4 separate regions of the Homo sapiens genome follow, and regions 1, 3 and 4 are each linked to region 2. Evidence: chromatin contacts called from ENCODE Hi-C or POLR2A ChIA-PET data. All regions are on one chromosome and are shown on one strand. Each heading gives the region's core, a stretch centred on a gene start or an enhancer-like site at or near the end of the contact. The rest is flanking DNA. Distances are from core to core; before and after follow the strand shown. Region 1 holds the start of ZNF675 (zinc finger protein 675). Region 2 holds the start of LINC02987 (long intergenic non-protein coding RNA 2987). Region 3 holds the start of ZNF724 (zinc finger protein 724). Region 4 holds the start of ZNF726 (zinc finger protein 726).

Region 1 (3,365 bases), core at 811-3,310, 4.1 Mb after region 2:
ATAGGCATCAGCCACTGCGCCTGGCCTCTGACACATTTTTGTGTTAAATAAACCAGTACTAAAATTTTTTAGATATGCCATTTGAATAAACTTTGTGATTCAAGTCAGATTACCTATGATTACCCCTCAGTTATCAGTGTTATACACCTAAATTGAAGAAACAAACCTGATATTTAAGCAGACATAAATTCAGTAATAAATGTGAACTCATGGAGAACCTAGACAGCCAACAGCCACTTGCTCATTCCTGAGTTTGGAAGGGCCCTTCTGAATTGTGAGATGATGTACCCAAGGTTAAAGGTCCTGAAGTGTTCCCGAAGGACATGTTGACTCTCATACTTGGGCCAGGAATATGTCACAATATTTTCTGAGGGCAGGGACCAGACAGGAGTGTCACATCACCTAAATAGGAATATGTTACAACCTTCTCCTGACAGCAGGACACAGGCAGCAGAGTCACATCACCTGGGTGCTGAGCCCAGCAATAGGTAACAATGCTTTCTGTGGCTCAAGGCCCAGGCAGGAGAGACACATCACCTGCTACCTAGGCTTAATGATAAGTCACAATTTTTCCTGTGGGCAGAGTGCAGGGAAAAATGGACAGTTGCATCTCTTAGGTGATTGATGCAGAGATATGTCACAAGGCCCTCTGTAAAAAAGGCTCAGGCAAGGGCCTCCCATTTTATATATGTTGGGCCTAGTAATATGTTCTATTGTGCAAAATATTCTGGGCCTGGGTAAAAGAAGAGAGCCACATAACCTGAATGCAGAACTTAGCAATATGTCATGATGCACCCTGTGGGTAGCGCCAATGCAAGAAAAAAGACTCACATTACCTTTATTCTTGACTTAAAGTCTTATGTCTTGTAAGAGAATATTGAATAATGCAAAAATACATGTAGACATGTCTGCGTGTGATTGGTGCTTATACTCACACAGTTCACCACACCACAGGAGAAAACAGATAACCACAGGCTGACCGTTAGGGCCAAGGCCAAATAGCAAAATAAGTTTGCCTTTAATCTATTTTCTCCATATCTAAACATTGGAGGTTAAGACTGTGGACAGATCTGAAGATACAGAGTTTTCTTGTTTTGTGGCTTCATCATTCTTTGTTCACTGTCTGATGTTTGGAATTAAGGTGAGCAACAGGTGGGCAGCAGTAGTTAATAAAATAACCAGAGGTAACCACAGGTCGACCTGTGGTTATTTTATTCTATCTGTCCTCTGTTCTTTCTATGGTCACTAACTGTTTTTTCCTTGGAATTGAAGAGAGATGTTGGTAGAGAGAGGCTGTCCCCTCACCTCTGGCAAAAAAGGGATGTTCAGGCTCTTCTTCACCCCCCTGACATCAGAGCTGCATTTTAATGTGGCAGCTATTGGCCACGTGTGGCTACTGGGTGCCTGGAATGTGGCTGGTCTGAATTGCAATGTGTTAGGTAAAATAGAGTTATTTTCAAAGATTTAGTTCCATATATGTGTGTGTGTGTGTGTGTGTGTGTGTGTGTGTGTATACACATATATACATATATATGTGTATTTCATCAATAATTTCATATTGCTCTCATACTAAAATGATAGTACTTTGGATATATTGGGTTAGATTGTTACAATCAATTCCACTTGTTTTTTTCTTTTTAAAGTTTGACTACTAGAAAATTTAAAATTCACATGTGGCTCACATTTTATTTGAGGATTGCCTCTTTTTAAAATTCTCAGGCTGCCTACTCAAAGGACCAGAAGCCAGGAAGGTCATAAAGTCTGAAATTCTAAAATAATTATTATTATATTATTTTTCTTTGTGAGTAGCCATATATCATTTATAAATGTATATGACCTTATACACAAGGTTAAATACAAATACCCTATGGGATGGGCCTGGCTCAGCTAAAAGAGGAAGCCCCGGCTGAAAAGGCTGCAGCGCAGGCTATCAGTCTTCACTCAGCCCAGTGTCTGATCACATCTTCTGTCACTCAGGGCCTGAAGGGTCAGGACCTTAAACGTTGTCCAATCAGGCACGCTGGGCTGGGAACCGTCCAATCAGGCACGCAGCTGGAGCAGACAAGATGGCTTCCGGGATTTGGCGGCGCCTTTGTCTCTCGCTGCAGCCGGAGCTCCAGGTCTCGCTTTCATTGCTCTGTGTCCTCTGCTCCTAGAGGTCCAGCCTCTGTGGGCCTGTGACCTGCAGAAATTGAGAGATCCACAGCTAAGACTCCAGGACCCCCTGGAAGCCTAGAAATGGTGAGAGTTACGGGTGCGACATCCCGAGAGGGGGAAGGGGCTGGTTGGAACCCGTGGGAAATGGCTATGGCGGGACTCAGGCCTCCCCGCAGTCAGCTCCACAATCTGCACCCCGAGTTCTCCTTCCCCAGCTCGGCTCAGTCCCCTGCAGCCATAAGATGGCGGCGCGCTGACAGCCAGCCCCGGGGCATCCCGTCTCTTCTCTGCCTAGTGACTGTGCCCTGGCCTGTAGCCCTCTCTGGGCAGCTCTGTACCCGCAGCGCCGCATTTCTCTCAGATTGTGCAGGGACCACAGGAGGGCCGTCACCGGAGAATCCTGACTCAGGGTGCGGGTTCATTAATGGGAAGAGTTTTGGTCCGTGGGGTTCCCAGTTCCTGTTTTCTCCTATTAAAATTTTATGGGAGGGCCGGGCGCGGTGGCTCAGGTCAGTAATACCAGCACTTTGGGAGACCGAGGTGGGTGGATCACCTGAGGTCAGGAGTTCAAGACCAGCCTGACCAACATGGTGAAACCCCGTTTCTACTAAAAATACAAAATTAGCCGGGCGTGGTGGCACATGCCTGTAATCCCAGATACTCAGAAGGCTGAGGCAGGAGAACCGCTTGAACCCGGGAGGTGGCGGTTGCAGTGAGCCGAGATGACGCCATTGCACTCCAGCCTGGTTAACAAGACCGAAACTCCGTCTTAAAAAATATATAAATAAATAAGTTAAATAAATAAATAAATTATGGGGATCACCACAAAAATATTGGAGAATTTAATCAAAGAGTGATTCAAAAATTGTGGAGCATTCAGCTGTGGTTTGGAGCTTGTGACTTTATGAGAGCAGCTTGAAGGAAAGACTTTTAAAGGTACATGATGAAGAAAACCAAATTAAATAATTGGTTAGGTACAGTTCATAGTTACTTGACTTGTACAATTAAGGTGGACATTTCCTGGTTATGTAATCAGAGGTTAATTGGCAGTTTATGATTGGTTAAGCCTAAATTTTTGTTTCCCTCAATTCAGTAATTTGCAAAAAAATGCATTTGAGTTAGAGTTTTTAAAAAATAGGAACCCAGGGACTAGAGTAACCTCCGTCTAATTGCCTGCTACTTAGTTATTTTCACACTCCACAGGAGAC
Region 2 (3,579 bases), core at 68-2,567:
AGCAGCTTAGGAAAGCAGGAGGCCCCCTGGGCGGGAGGAGGCTTGATGCTCTGGAGGGAAACGGAACTGAGCAGCGGGAGGTGGGGTGAGCCTGAGACCCGACCGATTTTGGCAAAGGCGAGGCGCACTTTGCAGTATCATACTCTCCTCACTGCCCAGCCCAGACCTGCCCTTCAAGTCCCTCTATGGACTCACTCCCCTTAGCCAGGGGTGGCACAGATTCAGTAGCCAGCATGGGTTTGGAAACAGAGGTCAACACCGCCCTGCCCCTCCCTGCGGGGCTGCGCAACACCCTTGAACCCTGCGCATGCTGAGACTGTAGTCCCATAGCCCTGCGACCAACGGCCGGAAGCAGCTAAGACACTATTACCAGCATGCCCGGCAGGAGGGCACCGCGCTGCCCCCCCCCCTCAAGGGACCAGCATCATCCCCACTCCCGTAGCATACTGGGATTGTAGTCCCGCAGCTCTGCCACCAACAGCCAGAAGCAGTTAAAAAACTGTTCCTCTCAGCATGCCCTGCAAGGCGCGCACCGCTGCTGTACCTCCCTTAACGTATCCGTAACCTCCCTCAACGTATCCGTACCTCCCTCAACGTATCCATACCTCCCTCAAGGTATCCGTACCTTCCTCAAGCTATCCGCACCACCCTCTCTTCCATTTCATGCGAAGATTGTAGTCCCGCAGCCCTGCGACCAGCGGCCGGAAGCAGCTAAGATGCTACTGCTCCCAGCATGCCCCGCGAGGCGCGCACAGCACAGGCCCTCTCTCAAGGTCACCACCTCCACTCCCGTTGTATGCTGGGATTGTAGTCCGGCCGCCCTGTGACTAACGGCTGGAACCGCCTAAGACACCACCCCAGCCAGCATGGCCGGCAGGAGCGCACCGCGCTGTCTCCCTCCAGGGATCCGCACCGCCCTACAATCCTGCTTTGTGCTGAGATTGTAGTCCTGCAGGCGTACAACTAACAAGCTGGGTGCAGATAAGAGACTACAGCTCCCCGCATCCCAAGCAAAGGTCCCTCCTCTACGGAGCCCCTCCACGCGTCCACTGCGGTTCCGCCGTGCCAAGGGGAGCTTGGCTGTTCACGGGCCTCACCTGCTAGCGAGAAGATAGCTTGGCCGGGCGGCTGATCTCACCTTGTAATTCTGACACTGTGTCTCCCGGGCTTGTCGGCTTCATGACTTGTGCCCAAAGTTTGATTTCTCGCAGACCAGGTAAAAGCCAAGAGGCTCTCATAGGCGCCTTGGCAGAGTTGCCATTGGAACGGGCGTCCTCTAGTAGCTGGGATCTCCCCGCCCCTTCCTCCTGAGGGGCCACTCCTTTCTGCCCCACCCTTCTTATTGCCCCACCCTTTGCCACACTCCTTCAGAGATGCGCAGTGCTGCCCCTTTCTATGGGCAGGGCCGAAGGTCCGCGTGTAAAAGTACCCAGTCCCTGGTAACCTGACACTTCCCTTTTAAAAGCCACCTTTTGTCTATCTCTGGCCTGCCACGATTCTTCCTGTGCTCCATAGGAGGACCCATTGGACCCCCGGGCTGGCTGCAGGGCCCACACCTGGGTTAGACCTCGCACAGGGACGCTGCTGCCACTGTAATAAAGCGTGCCTACACGCTTCTGAAACTGGTGTAGGAACAACCTCAGTTCTGTGAAAGGCGGACGCAGCAGGACAGAATCTCCGTGGACATCTGTCTGGAGGAGCAATTTTACTGCGACATTTTAAAGAAACAAATTTAATTGATTTCCAAGGTAAGAAATTAAACCTTGAAAACTAAACTGAAAAGTCATCTGTGTTTGACAAGTCAGACTTTCTCCAAGAAGAAAACTAAGGAGTGCATATTTTCCATTATTATAAATAGTGAAAATGAGAAATCATAGCAACTCCCTGGAAAATCTTGCTCTGCCAGTTTTCTAAATCACAGTAGGGCCTCGATATGGTTTTATTTGTTTTTGTTTTTGTTTTGGAGTGTGTTCACCTTTTGAATATAAGAATTTGCGGTTTTGACCAAGTTTTTAAATTTTCAGCTATTGTTTATTTGTTTTTGTATTATATTTAATTTTTCTGTCTCTCCCTCTCTGTCTCAGACTCAATCATTTCACAGGTCTCTTAGGCCTCTTTTCATTTTCTTTAAACTTGTTTCAGTCTTCAGATTGGATGGTTTATATTGCTGTCTTCTGTTTCTACTCTGTAAACTAAAAGTTCTTTTTATTTTATTATTTTATTGTCTTCTATTTTACTCTTTTTATAATTTCCATGTCTCTGCTGAGACTCTACATGAGTTAATTCATTATGAGAATATTTTCCTTTACCCCCATGAACGTACTTATAATAGCTGCCCTGAAATACTTGTCTGCTGATTACATCATCTCGGACATCTTAGAAATAGCTTCTGCTGCCTGCTTTTTATCTTGTGTATAGTTTGCATGTTACATTTCTTCACACATTTTATGAATTTTAATATTGTGTAATAGAAATTATAAATATTAGTTATAGAGACTAAATTCTGTTGTATTCTTTGGAAGAGCATTGTTATTATTTGAAGAGGGGGTAAATGTGGCTGAATTCAAACAGAATAATTATCTTCCCTACGGTGGGAAAGGTTGAAATTCTCATTCAGTCACACACACGTATGTATGTATTGTATATAGATGAATGTTTCTATGTAACTATATATAATATTTTATCCAGATTGTATCATTGTTATCTGTGAGAGTGTTAGTTTAGCAAGCTACTCCAGTATTACCGGAAGCCAGAACTTCAGTTTTGTTTTCTTACTGGATTTTATGTAAATGAGAGTATCTACTATGGATAGTTTTACACCTACTTTTTCTTTTTTTCTTTTTTAGTTATTTGAGACAGAGTCTCGCTCTGTCACCAGGCTGTACAGTGCCGTGGCCTGTCTCGGCTCACTGCAACCTCCACCTCCTGGGTTCAAGCGATTCTTATGCCTCAGCCTCCCAAGTATCTGGGACTACAGGCATGCGCCACCACGCCCAGCTGATTTTTGTATTTTTAGTAGAGACGGGGTTTCACCATGTTGACCAGGATGGTCTCAATCTCTTGACCTCGTTATCCGGCTGCCTCCTCCTCCCAAAGTGCTGGGATTACAGGCGTGAGCCACCATGCCTGGCCACATCTACTTTTTTAAATGTGTCATTATATTTGTGATATTGTCATGATGTTTTCTACTTATATTTTATTCAAAAATTTTATACTTTAAGTTCTTACCTTTAGGTCTTTGATGCATTTTTATTTGTTTATGGTGTAGGGTAAATGTTCAACTTCATCCTTTTGCTTGTGGATATCCATTTTTTCCCAGCACCAATTGTTATAAAGACAGTCCTTTGCCCATTGAACGGTCTTTGTATCCCCATCAAAAATTATTTGACCATATGCTGCTTTATACTGTTCCAGTGTCCATATGTGTGTCTCTTTGCCAGTACCACACTATTTTGGAACTTTGTATTAAGCTTTGGAATGAATAAGTGTACATTTTGTAACACTGGACTTCTTTTTCAAGATAATTTTGACTCATTGGGGTCCCTTGAGATTCCATATGAAATTTAGGTAGGATTTTTC
Region 3 (3,588 bases), core at 793-3,292, 4.5 Mb after region 2:
AAAAAAATCAGCTGGGCGTGGTGGCACGCACCCATAATCCCAGCTACTGGGGAGGCAGAAGTAGGAGAATAGCTTGAACCCGGGAGGTGGAGGTTGCAGTGAGCCAAGGTCGCATTGCGCTGCTGCACTCCAGCCTGGGTAACAGAGTGAGACTCTGTCTCAAAATAAATAAATAAAAAGAAAGTTGGATGTCTTGTAAGATAATGCTGAGTAATGCAGAAATACACGTAGACATTTATGCATGTGATTTGTACTTACACAGACCCCCCCACACCACAAAATAAAACAGATAACCACAGCCTGACCATTAGGGCCAAGGTCAAATAGCAAAATAAGTTTGCCTTTAATCTGTTTTCTTCATATATAAACATTGGAGGTCAAGACTGTGGACAAGGCTGGGCTCATGCCTGTAATCCCAGCACTTTGGGAGGCTGAGGCGGGTGGATCATGAGGTCGGTAGTTCAAGACCAGCCTGGCCAAGATGGAGAAATTCTGTCTCTACTAAAAATACAAAAATTAGCTCGGCGTGGTGGTGGGCGCCTGTAATGTCAGCTACTCAGGAGACTGAGGCAGGGAATTGCTTGAACCCAAGAGGTGGAAGTTGCAGTGAGCCAAGATCGTGCCACTGCACTCCAGCCTGGGTGACAGAGCAAGTCTGTCTCAAAAAAAAAAAAAAAAGGCCGGGCGTGGTGGGTCACGTCTGTAATTCCAGCACTTTGGGAGGTGGGAGCCGGCAGATCACCGGAAGTCGGGAGTTCAAGACCAGCCTGACCAACATGGAGAAACCCTGTCTCTAATAAAAATACAAAAGATTAGCTGGGTGTGGTGGCACGTGCCTGTAATCCCAGCTACTTGGGAGGCTGAGGTAGGAGAATTGCTTGGACCTGGGAGGTGGAGGTTGTGGTGAGCCGCGATCCTGCCATTGCACTTCACTGCACTCCAGCCTGGGCAATAAGAGTGAAAGTCTGTCTCAAAAAAGACTGGACAGATATGAAGACATAGAGTTTACTTCTCCTGTCACCCCATCACTTGTTGTTCACTGTTTAATCTGGAAGGAAGGTGGTCAACAGGTGGCCAGCAGTGGTCTATGTGTGGTTATTTTATTCTTGCTGCCTTCTGCTCTTTTATGGCCACTATCTGTTCCACCCTGGGAACTGAAGAGATGTTGGTAGGAAGAGGCTTTCCCCCACCTCTGATGTCCAGGCCCTTCACTCAGCTGACATCGCAGCTGCACTTCAATATGGCAGCTATTGGCCACGTGTGGCTCCTGGGTGCCTGGAATGTCGCTGGTCTAAACTGCGATGTGCTGGAATGGTAAAATACAGAGTGAGTTTCAAAGATTTAGTGATATATATATATATATATATATATATATATATATATATGTATATATATATACACACACACATATATATACATATATACACACATACATATATACATATATACACACATATATACATATATACATACATATACATGTATATACATATATAATTATTGCTCACATATTAAACTGATAATATTTTGGATATATTGGGTAAGTTAAATTGTTACAATCAACTCCACCTTTTTCTTGTTTCTTTTTAAAGTTGGCTACTAGAAAATTCAAAATTCACATGTGGCTTATATTTTATTTCAGAGGATTGCCTTTTTAAAAAAGTCTCAGGCTGCTTGCTCAAATGCCAGAAGCCAGGAAGATCATAAAAACTGAAATTTTAAAATTATTGTTATTATATATTTTTCATTTGTGAATAGCCGTATAGTATGTTATTTATAAATACATGAAACCTCATACACGAGGTCAAATGCAAATACCCTCCGGGGTGGGCTAAGCTCAGGGAGGAAGCCCTGCCTGAAAACGCTGCAGCTTAGGCTGTCACTCTTTCTTCATTCAGTCCAGCGTTTGGTCAGGTCTTCTGTCACTTAAGGCCTGAAGGGGCTGGGCCTTAGACGTTTTCCAATCAGGGACCCTGAGCTGGGGACCGTCCAATCAGGCACGCAACTGGAGCGGACAGGGCGGCTTCCGGGATTTGGCGGGGCCTTTGTCTCTCGCTGCAGCTGGAGCGCTTGGTCTCGTCTTCCCTGCTTTGTGTCCCCTGCTCTTAGAGGCCCAGCCTCTGTGGCCCTCTGACCTGCAAGCATTGGGAGATCCACAGCTAAGACGCCAGGGCCTCCCCTGGAAGCCTAGAAATGGTGAGAGTGGCGGCTCCGACATCCGGAGAGAGAGGGAGGGGCTGGTTGAAACCTGTGGGAAGTGGCTGTGGCGGACTCGGGCCTCCCCGCAGTCATCTCCACAAACTGCGCCCTGAGTTCTCCTTGCCCAGCTGGGCCTCAGTCCCCTTCAGCCATAAGATGGCGGCTTCGCTGACAGCCGGCCCCCGGGCGTCTTGTCTCTTCCCCGCCCAGTGACTGTGCCCTGACCTGGAGCCCTCTCTGGGCAGCTCTGCTCCCGCAGCGCAGCGTCTCTCCCAGATTGTGCAGGGACCAAGGGAGGGTAGTCAGGGGAGAATCCTGACTCGGGGAGCGGGTTCATGAATGGGAAGGGCTTTAGTCCGCTGCGTTTCCAGTTCATCTTTCCCCCTATTAAAAATTTATGGCAGGCCGGGCGCTTTGGTTCACGCCTGTAATCCCAGCACTTCGAGAGGCCGAGGCGGGCGGATCACCCGAGGCCAGGAGTTCGAGACCAGCCTGGCCAACATGGCGAAACCCCATCTCTACTAAAAATATAAAAATTAGTCTGGCACAGTGGCCTGCGCCTATAATGCTAGCACTTTGGGAGGCCGAGGTGGGCGGATTACGAGGTCAGGAGTTCGAGACCAGCCTGACCAACATGGTGAAACCCCCGTTTCTACTAGAAATACAAAAAATTAGCCGGGCGTGGTGGCGCGGTCCTGTAATCCCAGCTACTCAGGAGGCTGACGCAGAAAAATCGCTTGAACCCGGGAGGCGGAGGTTGCAGTGAGGCGAGCTGACGCCATTTGCTGTCCAGCTTGGGTGACAGAGCTTGACTCTGTCTCAAAAAAAAAAAGCCGGGCATAGTGGCGCATGCTTGTAATCCCAGCCACTCGGGAGGCTGAGGCGGGACAATCGCTTGAACCTGGGAGGAGGTTGCAGTGAGCCAAGATCGCGCCACTGCACTCCAGCCTGGGCGACAGAGTAAGAAGACTCTGTCTAGAAAAAAAAAAAAAAAAGGCAGTCTCTGCAAAAATATTAAATAATTTAATCAAAGAGTGGTTCAAAAATTTTAGAGCACCCCTATGGGTTGTAGTTTTTGGTTTATAAGAGGGGCTTGAAGGACTTTGATAAGGTGCATGATGCAAAAATCCCAAATTCAATAATTGGTTAGGTACAGTTATATTCTTTCTGTCTTCCTGTCTTTGTTTGTTTGTTTCTCTCCTCTTTTCTTCTTCTTAGTTTTTTTTGTTTGTTTGTTTGTTTTGTTTTTTTGAGACGGAGTCCTGCACTGACGCCCAAGCTGGAGTGCAGTGGCACGATCTGCAACCTCCACCTCCCGGGTTCAAGTGATTCTCCTGCCTCAGCCTCCCAAGTAGCTGGAATTACAGGCGCCCACCACCATGCCCGGCT
Region 4 (3,588 bases), core at 454-2,953, 3.9 Mb after region 2:
GAGGCCGAGGCAGGAGGATGACTTGAAACCAGAAGTTCAAGACCAGCCTGGCCAACATAGTGAAACCCCGTCTCTACTAAAACTACAAAAATTAGCCAGGCGTGGTGCCAGGCATCTGTAATTCCAGCTACTTGGGAGACAGAAATGAGAACCGTTTGAGCCCAGGAGGCGGAGGCTGCAGTGAGCCTAAGTCATGCCACTGCACTCCAGCCACTGCACTGCAACAGAGCAAGGCTCTGTCTCAAATACTTTTAAAAAAAAAAAAAGATTCATTAAAATAGGTATCAATATGTACACTAAAGGACAAATAGTTGATAAAGTCAATTAGAGAGGAGAAACTGGCATTTGGCAACGTCAGACAAAACTGGAAATTTAGTATTTTACTGCAAGCCAGTCAGGCTGGAGGAATAAGGGATGAGGGGCAGACTTGAGGCCCTGCTTGGGACACTTGTGAAAAATTCAGGGAAAAAATCAGTCCCCTGTGGAGTGTGAAAACCATTAAGTGGCAGGAAATTAGATTGAGGTGGCTCTAGTCCCTGGATTTCTACTTCTAAAAAAAAAGTCTAAACTCAAGAGCATTTTTTTGTAAATTACTACATTGGCAGAAACAAAATTCAGGCTTAACGCTTAACCAACTATAAACTGCCAATTAAGCTCTGATTACATAACCATGATATTTCCACCTTGATTGTAAAAATTAAGAACTAGGACGGGGGCAGTGGCTCACGCCTGTAATCCCAGAACTTTGGAAGGCCGAGGTGGGTGGATCACCTGAGGTCAGGAGATCGAGACCTGCCTGACCAACACGGTGAAACCCCCGTCTCCGCTAAAAATAAAAAAAATTGCCAAATGTGGTGGCAGGCGCCTGTAGTCCCAACTACTAGGGAGGCTGAGGCAGAAAAATCGCTTGAACCCGGGAGGTGGAGGTTGCAGTGAGCCGAGATCACGAAACTGCACTTCAGCCTGGGCAACAGAGACTCTGCCTCAAAAAAAAAAGAAAATGAAAACAAAACAACAACAACAAAATAACAACAAAATCTACATAACCGTACCTAGCCAATTACGGAATTTGGTTTTATGATGAAACTTATAAAAACCTTTCCTTCCATGGAATACAAATTAGAAACCACAGCAAGGTGCTCTAAAATTTTTGAATCACACTTTAAATTATTTAATGTTTTTGCAGTGAGGCCCATAAATTTTTAATAGGAAAAAATGGCCTGAAAACCCCACGGACCAAAGCTCTTCCCATTCATGAGCCCGCACCCGGAGTCAGGATTCTGCCCTGACGTTCCTCCCATGGTCCCTGCACAATCTGGGAGAGACGCGGGGCTACTGGTGCAGAGCTGCCCAAAGAGGGCTCCAGGCCAGGGCACAGTCACTGCGCAGTGAAGAGACAGAACGCCCGGGAGCCCGGCTGTCAGCGCAGCCGCCATCTTAAGGCTGAAGGGACTGAGGCCGAGCTGGGCAACAACTCGGGCGCAGATTGTAAAACTGACAGCGAGGAGGCCTGAGTCCCGCCACTGCCGCTTCCCACCGGTTCCAGCCAGCCCCGTTCCCTCTCTTGGGATGTCGCACCCGGCACTCTCACCATTTCTAGGCTTCCAGGGGGCAGGTCACAGGGCCACAGAGGCTGCGCCCCTAAAAGCAGAAGACACAGAGTAGTGAGGACGAGACCTGGAGCTCCGGCCGCAGATAGAGACAAAGGCCCCGCCAAATCCCGGAAGCCGCCCTGTTCGCTCCAGCTGCGTGCCTGATTGGACAGTTCCCAGGACAGCGTCTCTGATTGGATAACGTTTAAGAACCCCGCTTTCTAAGGCCCTGAGTGACAGAAGATGTCATCAGACGTTGGGCTGAATGAAGAAAGATTGACAGCCTAAGCCTCAGCCTTTTCAGGCGGGGCTTCCTCCCGGAGCTGAACGAGGCCCATCTCAGAACACGGAAAAATTTTCTCTCTTCTTTGCTGTCTTTTTTTCAACGTATTAAATATGTGAATAATTTTTTTTTTAGACAAAGTTTCGCTCTTGTTGTCCAGGCTGGAGTGCAATGGCGCGATCTCGGCTCACTGCAACCTTCGCCTTCCGGGATCAAGCGATTCTCCTGCCTCAGCCTCCATAGTAGCTGGGACTACAGGTGCACACAGCCACACCGGGCTAATTTTTGTTTTTTGGTTTTTTTTAGTAGAGATGGGGTTTCGCCACGTTAGCCAGGCTGGTTTCGAACTTCTGACCTCAGGAGATCCACCCGCCTCGACCTCCCAAAATGCTAGGATTACAGTCGTGAGCCACCATGCCTGGCCGACTCGATATTATCTTTAAAGCAAAATTAGGAATACCTTTATTCCCCAGATGTTGGAATATCTGGACACTCCTCCGTCTGGTTCTGCTTAGTAAACATTATTAATTCATTTCCTTAACCATAAATATCTAGAGGCTAGGAATGCCTAACTTACTGAGAATGCAGCCCAGCGAGTCTCAGCGTCATTTTCCTAGCTCTCTCTCAAAACGGAGTCGCTCTGGTTCAAATGATTCTGACATATTTTTCGCCTTCCTTTACAAGAGGACCCTTAATCCTAAGAGTTGCAGAGAGACAAAGATTCGTCTTCTGTAACTTTTTCAGGCTGATTAGGGGCGATAATATTCCTGCCTAACCATTGGTCTCTTGCATTCAGGGTAGAGAGAAATTCAGTCAGACAGTGTTGGTATGGTGAAGGTCGTTCATAACTTCTAGTTCCAAAAGAAGGTGATGTCTAGAAGATTAATAAGCGTCCAATTTAAGAAAGCATTTAGTGAGCTTGTCTTGCATTCCTACACAAAGAGTACAACCACAATATATTCCACAACAGCAAAGCAAAATTAGTAAAATTATTCCACGTAAACTAAACAGGAAAGCCTTTCAAGAAGTGGGCAGTTGTTAGAACCAAACTGATATATGGTTCACTGATAGCACATAAATGGCAGAGATGTGAGTGCATAAAACTTTTATGCCCTGGGTTATGTTATGTAAATAGTCTGGAGCACACACAAAACATTTGGTTTTGATCAAAGCATAGGTTTCCTTTTGAGTCTCTGTTTAAATGTCTACATACACAACAGTTTGTTCGATTATGTAGACAGGATGAAGTCTGTGCCCACTCAGTAAATAAGTTACTCTCTGCATGATTTCAACTAATTCCCAAAAGTAGAAAGCCAATCTATATCTTTATGTTACCCATCCCTTTCATTTCTTCTGAACAGGAGTCAAAGGTCACTGGCTCATGGGAATAAACAGGATCAGTTTCTTCTGTTCTGCCGTCCTGTAGGACTTCATAAGAGACAGGTTTAATTCGAGTTAAGTGGACCCAGCTATTTATTCCCAGAATTTTAACTGCAGTTGGGGTACTAAAGAGAACTTGATAGGGTCCCTTCCACTTTGGGGAAAGTTGACCTGCTGGGGATCCTTTTTTCCAAGTTTTTAATAGGACCAAATTTCCTGGCTGGGTTATAACAAGATTAGCTTCCTTAGTTGGGGAAAGGAGTCTTTGATTTCCATATTCAGAGTGTGTTTTGCACTTGTCACATAATTCTGTAACTTGAAAGTATCCGTGTC

Evidence for each region. Hi-C counts contacts between places; a loop is a spot of excess contacts on that map. ChIA-PET counts read pairs that join two places held with the same protein, here RNA polymerase II (POLR2A). Pooled maps may share reads with other maps.
Region 1: a loop to region 2 is called in a map of CD8-positive, alpha-beta T cell, with 7 times the contacts of the local background. The contact joins the promoter of ZNF675 here to the promoter of LINC02987 in region 2. A Hi-C loop is called at or near these places in 2 of 168 maps with a recorded cell type or tissue (CD8-positive, alpha-beta T cell and naive thymus-derived CD4-positive, alpha-beta T cell), 3 of 37 single-sample maps with no recorded cell type and 8 of 50 pooled maps. POLR2A ChIA-PET finds 5 or more read pairs at or near these places in 1 of 52 experiments (CD4-positive, alpha-beta T cell).
Region 3: a loop to region 2 is called in a map of naive thymus-derived CD4-positive, alpha-beta T cell, with 24 times the contacts of the local background. The contact joins the promoter of ZNF724 here to the promoter of LINC02987 in region 2. A Hi-C loop is called at or near these places in 1 of 168 maps with a recorded cell type or tissue (naive thymus-derived CD4-positive, alpha-beta T cell) and 10 of 50 pooled maps. POLR2A ChIA-PET finds 5 or more read pairs at or near these places in 1 of 52 experiments (activated naive CD4-positive, alpha-beta T cell).
Region 4: a loop to region 2 is called in a map of CD4-positive, alpha-beta T cell, with 5 times the contacts of the local background. The contact joins the promoter of ZNF726 here to the promoter of LINC02987 in region 2. A Hi-C loop is called at or near these places in 3 of 168 maps with a recorded cell type or tissue (CD4-positive, alpha-beta T cell and naive thymus-derived CD4-positive, alpha-beta T cell), 1 of 37 single-sample maps with no recorded cell type and 11 of 50 pooled maps. POLR2A ChIA-PET finds 5 or more read pairs at or near these places in 1 of 52 experiments (activated B cell).

Annotation. Positions count from the first base shown.
Region 1 is chr19:23,685,907-23,689,271 of GRCh38, reverse strand. It overlaps ZNF675 (zinc finger protein 675), which reads left to right and starts at 2,060. Exons shown (of 4, transcript NM_138330.3): 1 at 2,060-2,241. The coding sequence starts at 2,239. RefSeq lists enhancers at 1,793-1,842, 2,133-2,522, 2,654-3,365.
Region 2 is chr19:27,791,169-27,794,747 of GRCh38, reverse strand. It overlaps LINC02987 (long intergenic non-protein coding RNA 2987), which reads right to left and starts at 1,317. Exons shown (of 7, transcript NR_146733.1): 1 at 1,139-1,317. LINC00662 (long intergenic non-protein coding RNA 662) reads left to right here and starts at 808. Exons shown (of 3, transcript NR_027301.1): 1 at 808-1,216; 2 at 1,516-1,748; 3 at 2,847-3,579. RefSeq lists an enhancer at 596-1,075.
Region 3 is chr19:23,248,848-23,252,435 of GRCh38, reverse strand. ZNF724 (zinc finger protein 724) reads left to right here and starts at 2,042. Exons shown (of 4, transcript NM_001355404.2): 1 at 2,042-2,196. The coding sequence starts at 2,194. RefSeq lists a silencer at 1,942-2,001 and an enhancer at 2,132-2,421.
Region 4 is chr19:23,913,001-23,916,588 of GRCh38, reverse strand. ZNF726 (zinc finger protein 726) reads right to left here and starts at 1,703. Exons shown (of 4, transcript NM_001244038.2): 1 at 1,592-1,703. The coding sequence starts at 1,594.